Linked DNA regions of Homo sapiens: region 1 is linked to region 2. A link is an interaction called in ENCODE POLR2A ChIA-PET data of the cell type or tissue named here. Cell type or tissue: Caco-2. All regions are shown on one strand. Each heading gives the region's core, and the rest is flanking DNA. Links, peaks and the distances in the headings are about the cores only.

What was found. ChIA-PET counts read pairs that join two places held together with the same protein. Peaks named below come from ENCODE experiments on the same cell type or tissue, not always from the same donor. Only the 100,000 strongest peaks of a DNase experiment are listed, where the experiment ranks them.
Region 1: POLR2A ChIA-PET joins it to region 2 with 5 read pairs; 6 of 35 experiments call an interaction of 5 or more read pairs at or near these places.

Annotation. Positions count from the first base shown.
Region 1 is chr9:104,970,254-104,975,631 of GRCh38, forward strand. CT70 (cancer/testis associated transcript 70) reads right to left here. Exons shown (of 4, transcript NR_184160.1): 4 at 3,068-3,303. Among named protein-coding and RNA genes, the nearest start is that of CT70, 19 kb to the right of the region's middle. In Caco-2, for the core only: no CTCF peak of the experiment used is centred there; no DNase peak of the experiment used is centred there.
Region 2 is chr9:105,146,617-105,151,994 of GRCh38, forward strand. The region is part of intron 3 of LOC105376197 (a long non-coding RNA gene); the gene reads left to right. Among named protein-coding and RNA genes, the nearest start is that of SLC44A1, 95 kb to the right of the region's middle. RefSeq lists an enhancer at 4,571-4,680. In Caco-2, for the core only: no CTCF peak of the experiment used is centred there; a DNase peak (open chromatin) is centred at 2,205.

The DNA of each region.
Region 1 (5,378 bases), core at 59-5,058, 180 kb before region 2:
CCCAGCTACTCGGCAGGCTGAGGCAGGAGAATCGCTTGAACTTGGGAGGTGGAGGTTGCAGTGAGCCGAGATCGCTCCACTACAACCTGGTGACAGAGTGAGACTCCGTACCCCCCGCCACCAAAAAAAAAAAAAAAAGAAGAAGAAAATAGAGGTACATGTTTATACAAAGTTTGGAACAGGAAGGCAGATGCACATAACTGCCTGGCGTGGTTCCAAAAACCTGAATGGAGAAGGCAGTATCTGCTAATGGGGGCTCTCTGCTAAGCTTTGGAATTGTCCATTATTGTATTAGCATATAAGAAGTTATCACACCAAAGGCTCCCCATGAGCCTTGCCTGGGAAAGGGACTGATTATTTAAGAGCCAACCAGCACAGGTACGGAGATGCTACCCTCTTCTAGGTGGTCATCTGGAGAAGCTGTGCTTTCCAGGGACTCTGGATTTCTTCAAATATCCTTGGAATGCTCCTTGTGGAAATGGCTTTTGAATCTACAGCACATTCTTTTGGACCTCCTCAGCACAGGAACATCTCGTTCCTTTAGGGATTTGATAGTTGGGAAGAGCCAGAAGTCACTTGGCTGGAGGTCTAGAGTATGAGGAAGATGATCATGCTGCATAATAGCTGCTGTTGAAATTTGAAGGAAGGAGTTAGTATGCTGACATAGGGCAAGAGTTCTCATCCTGGAGTGTGTGGAAGTTTTTAAGTATATGTGTATTTTTGTCTATTTATTTTTGAGACAGGGTCTCACTCTGTCACCCAGGTTGGAGTGCAGTGGTATTATCTTGGCTCACTGCAACCTCTGCCTCCCAGGCTCAAGGGATCAATCCTCCCAGCTCAGCCTCCCAAGTAGCTGGGACCACAGGTGTGTACCACCATGTCTGGCTAAATTTTTGTATTTTTGGTAGAGACTGGTTTCACCATGTTGCCCAGGCTGGTCTTGAGCTCCTGAGCTCAAGTGATCCACCTGCCTCGGCTTCCCAAAGTGCTGGGATTACAGGCGTGAGCCCCCACACCTGGCTGTATGTGTTCTTTACTGAGGGATCCTGTTTTTAGCTTTAACAGATTTTCCCCAAGGACTCCATGATTCAAAGAAATGAACAACTACTGCTATAGATTCAGGAGATCTTAGGAATTCTTAGGAGAATCCTAAGAAATCTTAGGATTTCTTCTGTGGCTTGTAAAGTGGCTCTGAAGGAAAGTCATGTCTTAGGAAAGCAGAGGATAGGTTTCAGCTGTGCCTGCAATTGGAAATGTTGTCTCAGTGGGTTTCAAAGCTCCAGAGCCTTGGTGACCCCACATACGAAGTGAAGAGTAGAACTGGGTAGGTGGTGTCTATGGGTCTGACTGTGACCCCATGAAATTCCAACAAAGGAATTTCAGAAATGTTCTTCCAAGATAGTGGAATCCCTGGACTAGGCATGTAATGCAAACTTCCCAGGTGACTCAAATGACGGCCCCAATTTGGATGCTTGTTAGTAGTGTGTGTAAGGAGGCAGACCTGGTCTTATTTCTCAGTAAATTCCAAACCCAGAAGGAAAAACCAGGAATGGTCCTTTTTGGCATCCCCAGCCTCTAACATAGGGCAGAGGGCTTTGGTGTGCGTCAGTAGTCTGGAAGGAGGAGCTCAGCCTGGTCACTTCTGCATTGGAGCCTAGAGCCTTTTTTTTTTTTTTTTTTTTTTTGCCATACTCTTAAGCCTGTAGCAGCCACTGTTGATCTGGGGGCCTTAAAAACAAGTTTGGGCCAGGTGTGGTGGCACACCCCTGTAATCCCAGCTCTTTGGGAGGCTGAAGCAGTTGGATCACCTGAAGTCAGGAGTTCGAGACCAGAGTGGACAACATGGTGAAACCCTGTCTCTACTAAAAATACAAAAATTAGCCTGGCATGGTGGTGCATGCCTGTGATCCCATCTACTCGGGAGGCTGAGACATGAGAATCACCTGAACCCGGGAGGCAGAGATTGCAGTGAGCCGAGAACACACCACTGCACTCCAGCCTGGGCAACAGAGTAAGACTCTGTCTCAAAAACAAACAAACAAACGAAACAAGTTTGGTCTCCTAATTTCATAAAACTCTGAGTACCCAAGAGTCACCCTTGAAGAGGAGAAAGGGATGGAAGGAGGACCCCTCCCCCATGTTGTACAATGAGCAGAGTCAGGGCAGAAACACAGAGTTCACTGAGATTAGAGACATGTGAAGAGCCGCCTTCACAGGCTCTCACCTCTCCCTGATTGTATGTACGTGGGCTTTTTGCTTCTTTGCTTTTTGCTCAAGCTGTTGACTCTGAAATTTCTTCTCTCCATTATTTTCACCTGCAAAATCCATTCTGAGGAATGCTGTTTCTTCTTAACAAGTTCCTGCACATTACTTAAAACTCTCAGATATGTACTCCACCAGGAACCTTTCCCTGAGATTCCATCCACACCCTGCACTCAGTTGTTTACCTGCTCCTCTGAGTGGTCATTATACCTTGACATTCCATTCTTTCAGCTGAAGGGCTCTAAAACCTCGCACCATTTGGCCACCCTCTGTCTCTGGTACATCTCTACTCTTCTTATTCCAGCCATATTGGTACAACCTGCCTCAGATACTCTTCCTCCTGCCTCTCTATAATTACCTGAAAAGCTCCTTCGTCCTGTAATACTCCCTCTGTTGTGTTCTCTACAGAAGCTTTCTCTGACCCCAGAAAGAGTTTATTGCCCTTCACCCTCTATCTTGAGACTTTGCAATTTTTTTTAACATACCTATCACAGCACTGAACACACTACTTTACATAGAAATGTTCTGTTTATACACCTATCATCTGAGCTAGACTGTGGGTTCCTTTACCACAGAGACCTTTCTTCTCACCACTCTTGAGCTTGGGACTTAATAGATACTCATTAAATGTTGAATAAATGAATTAATGAATATTATTGTTTGTCTACATGTGTGTTCCTCCTACTTTTTTATGAAGTCTTTGAGGCTAGGAATAATGGCTTACTTATATCTTATTCCTGATAGCTAACTTAGTGCCTGGTATATAGTAGGCACCCAATAAATATTTTCATTGGATATACATGGATGAATGAATAAAGTCTTTTGTTAGTATCTCCAACCTGATATATCCTTTCCCTCCTTTGAAACCTCAAGCGCCTGGTGTTTCTCCTGTGGTACTTTCTTTAGCTTGGACTTCTCTCATTGTCTAATCCCCGCCAGTTGATGGTCAGCTCTTTGAGGCGGGAGCTGGGCCTTACTTCCCTTGGTGTCCCCTGAGAGTCTGTCACAGCGTGGGGCATATAGCGGGTGCTCCAAGTTGAACTGTTCTGAGAAAAATGAAAGTATCTGTGATTCAGAGCCACCATTCCAGCAATGAGAGTCCCAACAGCTATACATATTGAATCTCTTAATAACACCACTTTGCTTCATGCACAATTAATGTTGCCAAACTCTGGGTGATACAGGCAGGCAAAGTTGAAAAGACCACATCATTATTATTATTATTATTTGAGACAGAGTTTCACTCTTGTTGCTGAGGCTGGAGTGCAATGGCACAATTTCAGCTGCAACTTCTGCCTCCCATGTTCAAGTGATTCTTCTGCCTCAGCCTCCCGAGTAGCTGGGACCAAAGGCACATGCCACCACACCCAGCTAATTTTTTGTAGTTTTAGTAGAGACAAGGTTTCACCATGTTGGCCAGGCTGGTCTTGAACACCTAACCTCGGGTGATCCACCCACCTTGGCCTCCCAAAGTGCTAAGATTACAGACATGAACCACCGTGCCCAGCCATGAAAAGACCACATTATTTCATATTTGTTTTAGCTGTAATGCTCTGTACTCGTTGGTGCTCAGTCAATATAATTTTCAAATAAATAAGGACATGAGGCCATCTAAGTATGGATGAGCCCCAGAGTCCAAAAGCATAGCAGAAAGATGAAAATCACATCAGCCCCTGAGGAGAAATGAGAAAGTAGCCCCGTGCATTCCCCTTCAGGGTAGTGGCTTTAAAAGAATTGAAAAACTTGTTTTTCTCCATAAAAGTCTTGAGTGCAAACATGTAGTTGAAAACTATACACTTTGAACTTCAAAACGTTAAGGTTCCTGTAATCTGGCCATAGCTAAATAGAGAAGAGCAATCCTCAAGATTAGAATCTCTCAGTTGTGGGGAATTCTCATGTTGGCTTTTTGCCTGGGCAGTCATTCACTCTACTCCCTTCCTCTTTTTCCTCTTTCCTTCCTTTTTGTTTTTCTTTTATTCTGCCTATCTTTATTGAGTGTTAACTCTAAGCTAGGAACTCACTCTTCTAATTGCTTTATACTCATAATGTCTCACGAACCTCATGACAACTCTGTGATGTGGGTATTAGTATCTTCACATAAGGTATGACAAAACTGAGGCTCAGATTTAAGAACTTGCCTAGGGCCCCACAGCCAGTAAGTGCTGGGATCATATTTGAATCCAGGCTTCAAGTTCCAAAGTTTGTATCTTGTTACTTAATTCCTACATTATAAGTCCCCACTACACAGATCAGTGGTTCTTCTCTCACATACCTTACAGACAGCTGGGAAGACAGACAAGTGGGTCAGACGTTAGCAAAGAGTAACTCTGGAACACAGAGAAGGTCATCTATGTCGGGGGCTGGGGGCGGGGAGGAGGATAGGCCATGGCTTCCCAGGAAAAGGGTCACTCAAATTGAGATCTGAAGGGTAAATGGGGGTTTGGTCGATCCAGACAGGAGCATCATCTGGACAGAGGTACAGCAAGTACAAAAACCCTGGGGAGTGGGATGCAGCCCAAAACATTCAAGGAACTGTGTTTCTTTGAGTAAAAATCTTAGTCGTTCTGTTTTCAAATCATTATTATTTTTTTTATAGCTCACAGTGGCTGTCTGTGCTTTTGTCCAAAAGTGCTGAAGTGTAAGGGTAAGTGGTCATCGAAATGAATTAAGGTTTTCATGTCGGTTTCAAATGCTTTTGAGATGACCAGTGCACTCTGATATCCAAATAACATAGCAAAGTGGTCAATGCCACGTGCCCTGCTGTTCCACCAAACTCAGAGAGCTGGGAAAGGGTGCTAGGATCCTTTAGGGACACAAAAATCCAAAATCCAGAAGGCAAAGGAATTATCATTTATCACTTGCACAGGATATGTAAGTAAATCATTTTATTCTCGTGATATCAGTCATGAAATTTGAACTCAATTAAAAAAGAAATGATTCCAGGAGTCTCCTCAAACACTCAAATTATATTAAGATCTAAGGTAGTAGGTCCATGAGGATCCATTATACTATTCTCTGAATTTTTTTTTTTCTTTTTTTAGACGGAGTCTCGCTCTATCACCCAGGCTGGAGTGCAGTGGCGAGCTCTCCGATCACTGCAACCTCTGCCTCCTGGG
Region 2 (5,378 bases), core at 191-5,190:
TGGCCTTGGGCTCCTTACCACATGCCTCAATTATCCTTGCACTCTTAAACATGGTGGTGCCATGAGAGATTCCCAACAGGTCAACACACAGCTCTTGTATCATTTTCTTCTTTCGGGAGGCTGGCAGTATCTCCCCACAGAAGAAGAGTGATCTCTAACAGGTCAAATGCATGGTTTTCTGCACTGTGTTTATGATTCTGGAGGCCGGCAGTTTTTCCATTCAGCTGATAAGTGGCAGATCCCGGGATGGATGAGATTAGCATCTGGGATGGCAAGTGTCCAGGATGGCTCAGAAGTAGCTGCCAAACTCCACTTGACTCTCAGTCCCAGCATCACAGGGTGGCAAGTTGCTGCAGAGGCCATGGATCTCAACCATGTATCATTTGGAAGTGAAAACTAACAGATGCGAAATAGCTTTTTAAAAATCAAGACATGGCCAGGGATGGTGGCTCACGGCCATATTCCCAGCACTTTGGGAAGCTGAGGCAGGAGGGTCGCTTAAGCCCGGGAGTTTAAGGCTGCAGTGAGCCATGATGGCACTACTGCACTCCAGCCTGGGTGACAGAGCAAGACTCTGTCTCCAAAAAATAAATAAATAAGAAAAAGAAAGCAAGAACGGATAGAGGTGGCTGGTTACAGACTCTTCATCCCTAGGCAGTTGTGCCTTCCAAAACACAGCCTTTGGCTTCACTGTATCTGGCCCACTGTCAGAGGCTAAAATTCAGTGTGAGGTTTGTCAGGCTCCATCATCCAAATGGATCCCAGTGGCCACCATTCACAGTTGCAGAGAGGCCTGAATTAGTGTTTCAGAGAAAGGTAGTTCTGGAACTTCAGAAAGAATTAAGCTTCAAAAAAATTTCATCCATACAGAGATACTTCTGCCTGGGTCCAGCCCTGCAATTCCCTAAATTCTGGCCCTCCTCTCCCTCCCACTTCCTGTTCCTTGGTCCAGGCTCCCCTGACCTTCCCTGCCCTCTGCCCTTGGTTACCTGATGATCCAACTCTAGGCCTCCACCCTGGGTGCTACCTCTTGGGCCTGCCCTAGGAATGGAGACAGGGAAAATGAGCTAAGAGGAGTTGATTGCCTTATATAGGTTACCTCACTTCAGCCTCACAAGGAAATACTGAGAGGTTAGGGTTATTATCTTCCTTTTAAAGATTAAGAAAGAGCCAATCAAAGAAGTTAGGTAATCTGCCTAACACTACAGAGTGGCTAAGAGATGAAAAAGGAATCAAAACCCAGGTGTGTCCGACTCCAAAGCCCATGCTCTTTGCAACATGCCACACTGCCTGTCTCCCCTGCTACCTTTCCACCTTCCCTTGAGTCTCATGTGCATATCCTGCGCCCCTGATATTCATTCTGATGCCCTCTTCAACCTACAATTCATCCCTTCACCTCCAGCAACATCCCTCCTCCCAGGCTCCGACTGACTCAGAATGATTTCGAAGACAGAAGAGCTGCCCACCATTTGTAATCCACAAATGAAGCGAGGGCACATCTGATCACACCTTACCTGCCTTCTCTGAGTCTCCACTGCTTCAGGAAGGGTCCAAATATCTCATCATGACATAAATGCCACTAATAATGCAGCCCTTACCAGTCCCTCTGGCATCACCTCTCAACTGGTCCTTCTCTCTTCCCTTTTTAATTTTTTTTTTTTTTTTTTTGAGATGGAGTTTTACTCTTGTTGCCCAGGCTGGGCATTAGGCTAAAAAAAGAAGCCAGTCACAAAAGCCACTTATATGATTCCATTCATATGGAACATCCAGAATAGGCAAATCTAGAGACAGAAAGTAGAGTAATGACTGCCAGGGGATAGGGGAAGGGAAAATAGGGAGTGACTGCTAATAGGTATGGAGCTTCTTTTTAGGAGTCATGAAAATATTCTGGAATTAGATAGTGGTGATGATTGCACAACTTTATAAATACACTAAAACCACTTAGCTGTATGCTTTAAAAGAGCAAATTTTATGGTATGTAAATTATATCTCAATAAAACTGATGTATTTTAAACATATTTTAAAAGTGTTTATTAGGAATCAATATCTGTGAAAGAAAGGAGGAGGAGGCAGGATTGGGCAGAAGAGTTTGACCTGTGATGCAGGCCCACTAAAGCCACAACTAACCAGGGAGGGAGCTCTGGAGCAAGTATGCCCATCAGAGTGTCTCCCATCAGGCTGAAATGGCCCAGCCTTTATGCCTCTACCCTGCTCAGTCACCGGCTGTGGGCTCCCCAGAGAATAGCATGACCCTGGGCAAGGCAGCTCTCCCTGCTTGAATAGACCCTGAAGCTGCTGGACAGCTGGAGGCTGTCTGCAAACCCACTCCCTGGACATGGGCAGCAAGTCCTTCTTAAAAGGGGTCTGAGTGGTGTAAATGTCCACTAGAAAGGAATGTGACAGTTGTTTCAGGAAGGAAAGAGAAGTTGACAGAAGAAAAAGGAGTGAGATAGAGCCAGAGAGATGGCAGGAAGCTGTGCATTATGCAATGGGATCCCACCTCACGGATCATCATCTTCACCTGAGTTAAGATGCAGAGTACAGACTCTCAACATTTTGTCAAATAGGTAATTCTCTCTTTTTATTTTTTTCTTTTTTTTTGAGACAGAGTCTCACTCTGTCACCCAGTTTGGAGTGCAGTGGTGCGATCCTGGCTCACTGCAACCTCTGCCTCCTGGGTTCAAGTGGTTCTTGTGCCCCAGCCTCCTGACTGCCTGGGATTACAAGCGTGCACCATCACACCTGACTAATTTTTTTTTTTTTTTTTTTTTTTTTTTTGGAGACAGAGTCTCGCTCTATCCCCCAGGCTAGAGTGCAGTGGTGCGATCTTAGCTCACTGCAACCTCCACCTCCCAGGCTCAAGCGATTCTCATGCCTCAGCCTCCCAAGTATCTGGGATTACAGATGCCTGCCATCATGCCCAGCTAATCTTTGTATTTTTAGTAGAGGTAGGGTTTTGCCATGTTGGCCAGCTGGTCTCGAACTCCTGACCTCAAGTGATCCACCCGCCTCGGCCTCCCAAAGTGCTAGGATCACAGGCGTGCACCACCACACCTGGCCGGTAATTCTCTTCTAACATTCTGTCTTTTCCTTCTTAGGCTCCCATTTCTCCCAGAACATGAGCTAGCTGCTGCATTCGCTCAACTAAATTTTTTTTTTAAGGTTTGTGAGGTGGGTATGGTGGTGCACATCCATAATCTCAGCTACTCAGGAGCCTGCAGCAGGAGGATTCCTTGACCCCAGGAGTTCCAGGCCAGCCTGTGTGACTTAGTGAGACCTTGTCTCTAAAAATATATTTTTATTTATAAAATAAAAAATAATAAAATTTTGTGGGGGAGAGAGCACCTCTTTTTCTTCACAAACATGTTAAAAGACATTACAATTAAGGTGTAATTTATAAATGATGATCAATACTGTGCTGAAGATCTACATGATGAACAAGAAGAGTAGTGAAGGGAAAACAAGACGAGTCCCGCCACCAAAACCAAGTTGGATTTAGTATCAGGTGTTTGGTCTACCAGCTTTTCATAAAAAGCACATCTGGATGCTGCAGGAAAGACTGCATTTCACATACACACTGCATCTGGTTAAGACAAGAATAATAGAGAAACCAACAAGGAAAAATGCAAACCCAGACATCTAACAATAATGCTTTTGCAAAGGTGCTTTCCTATACCATCCCATTTATTCCTCTCAACAACTCCATATTGTAATAATCTTCATTTTATATTATAGTTGAGTCAAATGATGTTCAGTTTAGTTAATTGGCTCAAGACTGCATAGCAACTAAGCAATGGTACCAGGACTTACATCCAGAGCTAGTGACTTTTCTTTTTTTAGACCGAGTCTTGCTGTCACCCAGGCTGGAGTGCAGTGGCGTGATCTCAGCTCTCTATAACCTCTGCCTCCCAGGTTCAAGTGATCCTCCTGCCTCAGCCTCCCGAGTAGCTGGAATTACAGGCTTGCACCACTAAGCCCAGCTAATTTCTGTATTTTTAGTAGAGACAGGGTTTCACCATGTTAGCCAGGCTGGTCTCAAACCCCTGACCTCAAGTGATCCGCCCACCTCGGGCTCCCAAAGTGCTGGGATTACAGGCATGAGCCACTGTGCCCGGCCACTAGTGACTTTAAATGCAATACTCTTTCCAAGACTACACCAAGATATAGCACAACCTCCATTTTCTCTCCACCTTCTGTGGCCAGACAGGTAGCCACAAGAGAATAGAAACCTCCTCAGCTGTCCAAATGCATTTCCCAAGAAGTAAAAGACATTTAAGGATTAACTTCTTAGAGAGAGTATTTCCTTGATGAGCATGGCTTTCAGCCAACAAATAGAATAAACAAAACTACCTCTAATACACCTCAGAAATGCAAGAACTCATTTGTGTGTGGCCTTGAAAATTTTAAAGAGGAAAACTCCAGACAGGCAACTAGTAAGCATTTTTAACTCCAGCTGTGACAGGAAGTGAAATTTTAAATGGCAAAATAGAGGGAAAAGCTATTAAATAAGGGCCTCCACAGAACACGGTAGCATTCAGCCCAGGGGTTTCCCACCTCAACAAAAGTCACTATGACAACACTGGGAAATCAAGAGCATTCATGTGCAGTGATGGTGAACACATCTACAGACCTGGAGCAGAGTGACACCTCCAGCATTGGTATGGGTTATATAATTAGCAATGAAGAAGAGACAGCTTCCTTGGACAAAAAAATATGTTTGTGATACTGTGACAACAAAGTTAAATGGATTCCTTTGCTCTAGGACTTCCCAAGAGGGGAATAGTTTATACACTGATTTAAGAAATGGTGAGTTCCAGCAATAAAATGATCATTTGTAACAGTTGCAGAGAGAAACTGATCATTCTGGACAACTAGTTCAGGTGTAACAAATAGATGTTCTGTTTGCCTTCATTTCTCCTGCCTGCCCCCATGGAAGGCATGACTAATCACTGCATTTTTTGCCACTGACTCCAGATATAACCGTATACTCTTTAAAACAGCACTTCAAGAAGCCACTACTGGTTAATCATAAATGCATTAACAACTTTGAAACAAAAAAGGGCTGGCATAAAGCTGCTTAGGATAAAGAAACAGACTAGATGATTCCTAGGGTGCAACAGATGGAGAGTCTAGGCCAAAAAGATCTGCTAGCTAACTCTCAGAGGAGGAGTTAAGGGGTAGGGGCCAGATCGCATTTATCATTGTATCCTCGACACCTAGCACAGTGGTTAACACCTAAATCACATGGTAATGATGCGTTGTCATAGTCCATATTTACTATATATATCTATTCACTATTAGGAAAACTGTATATAATTATTCCCTATCATGCATTCTTTTTCTTTTTCTTTTTAATTTTTTTTCTTTGAGACCAAGTC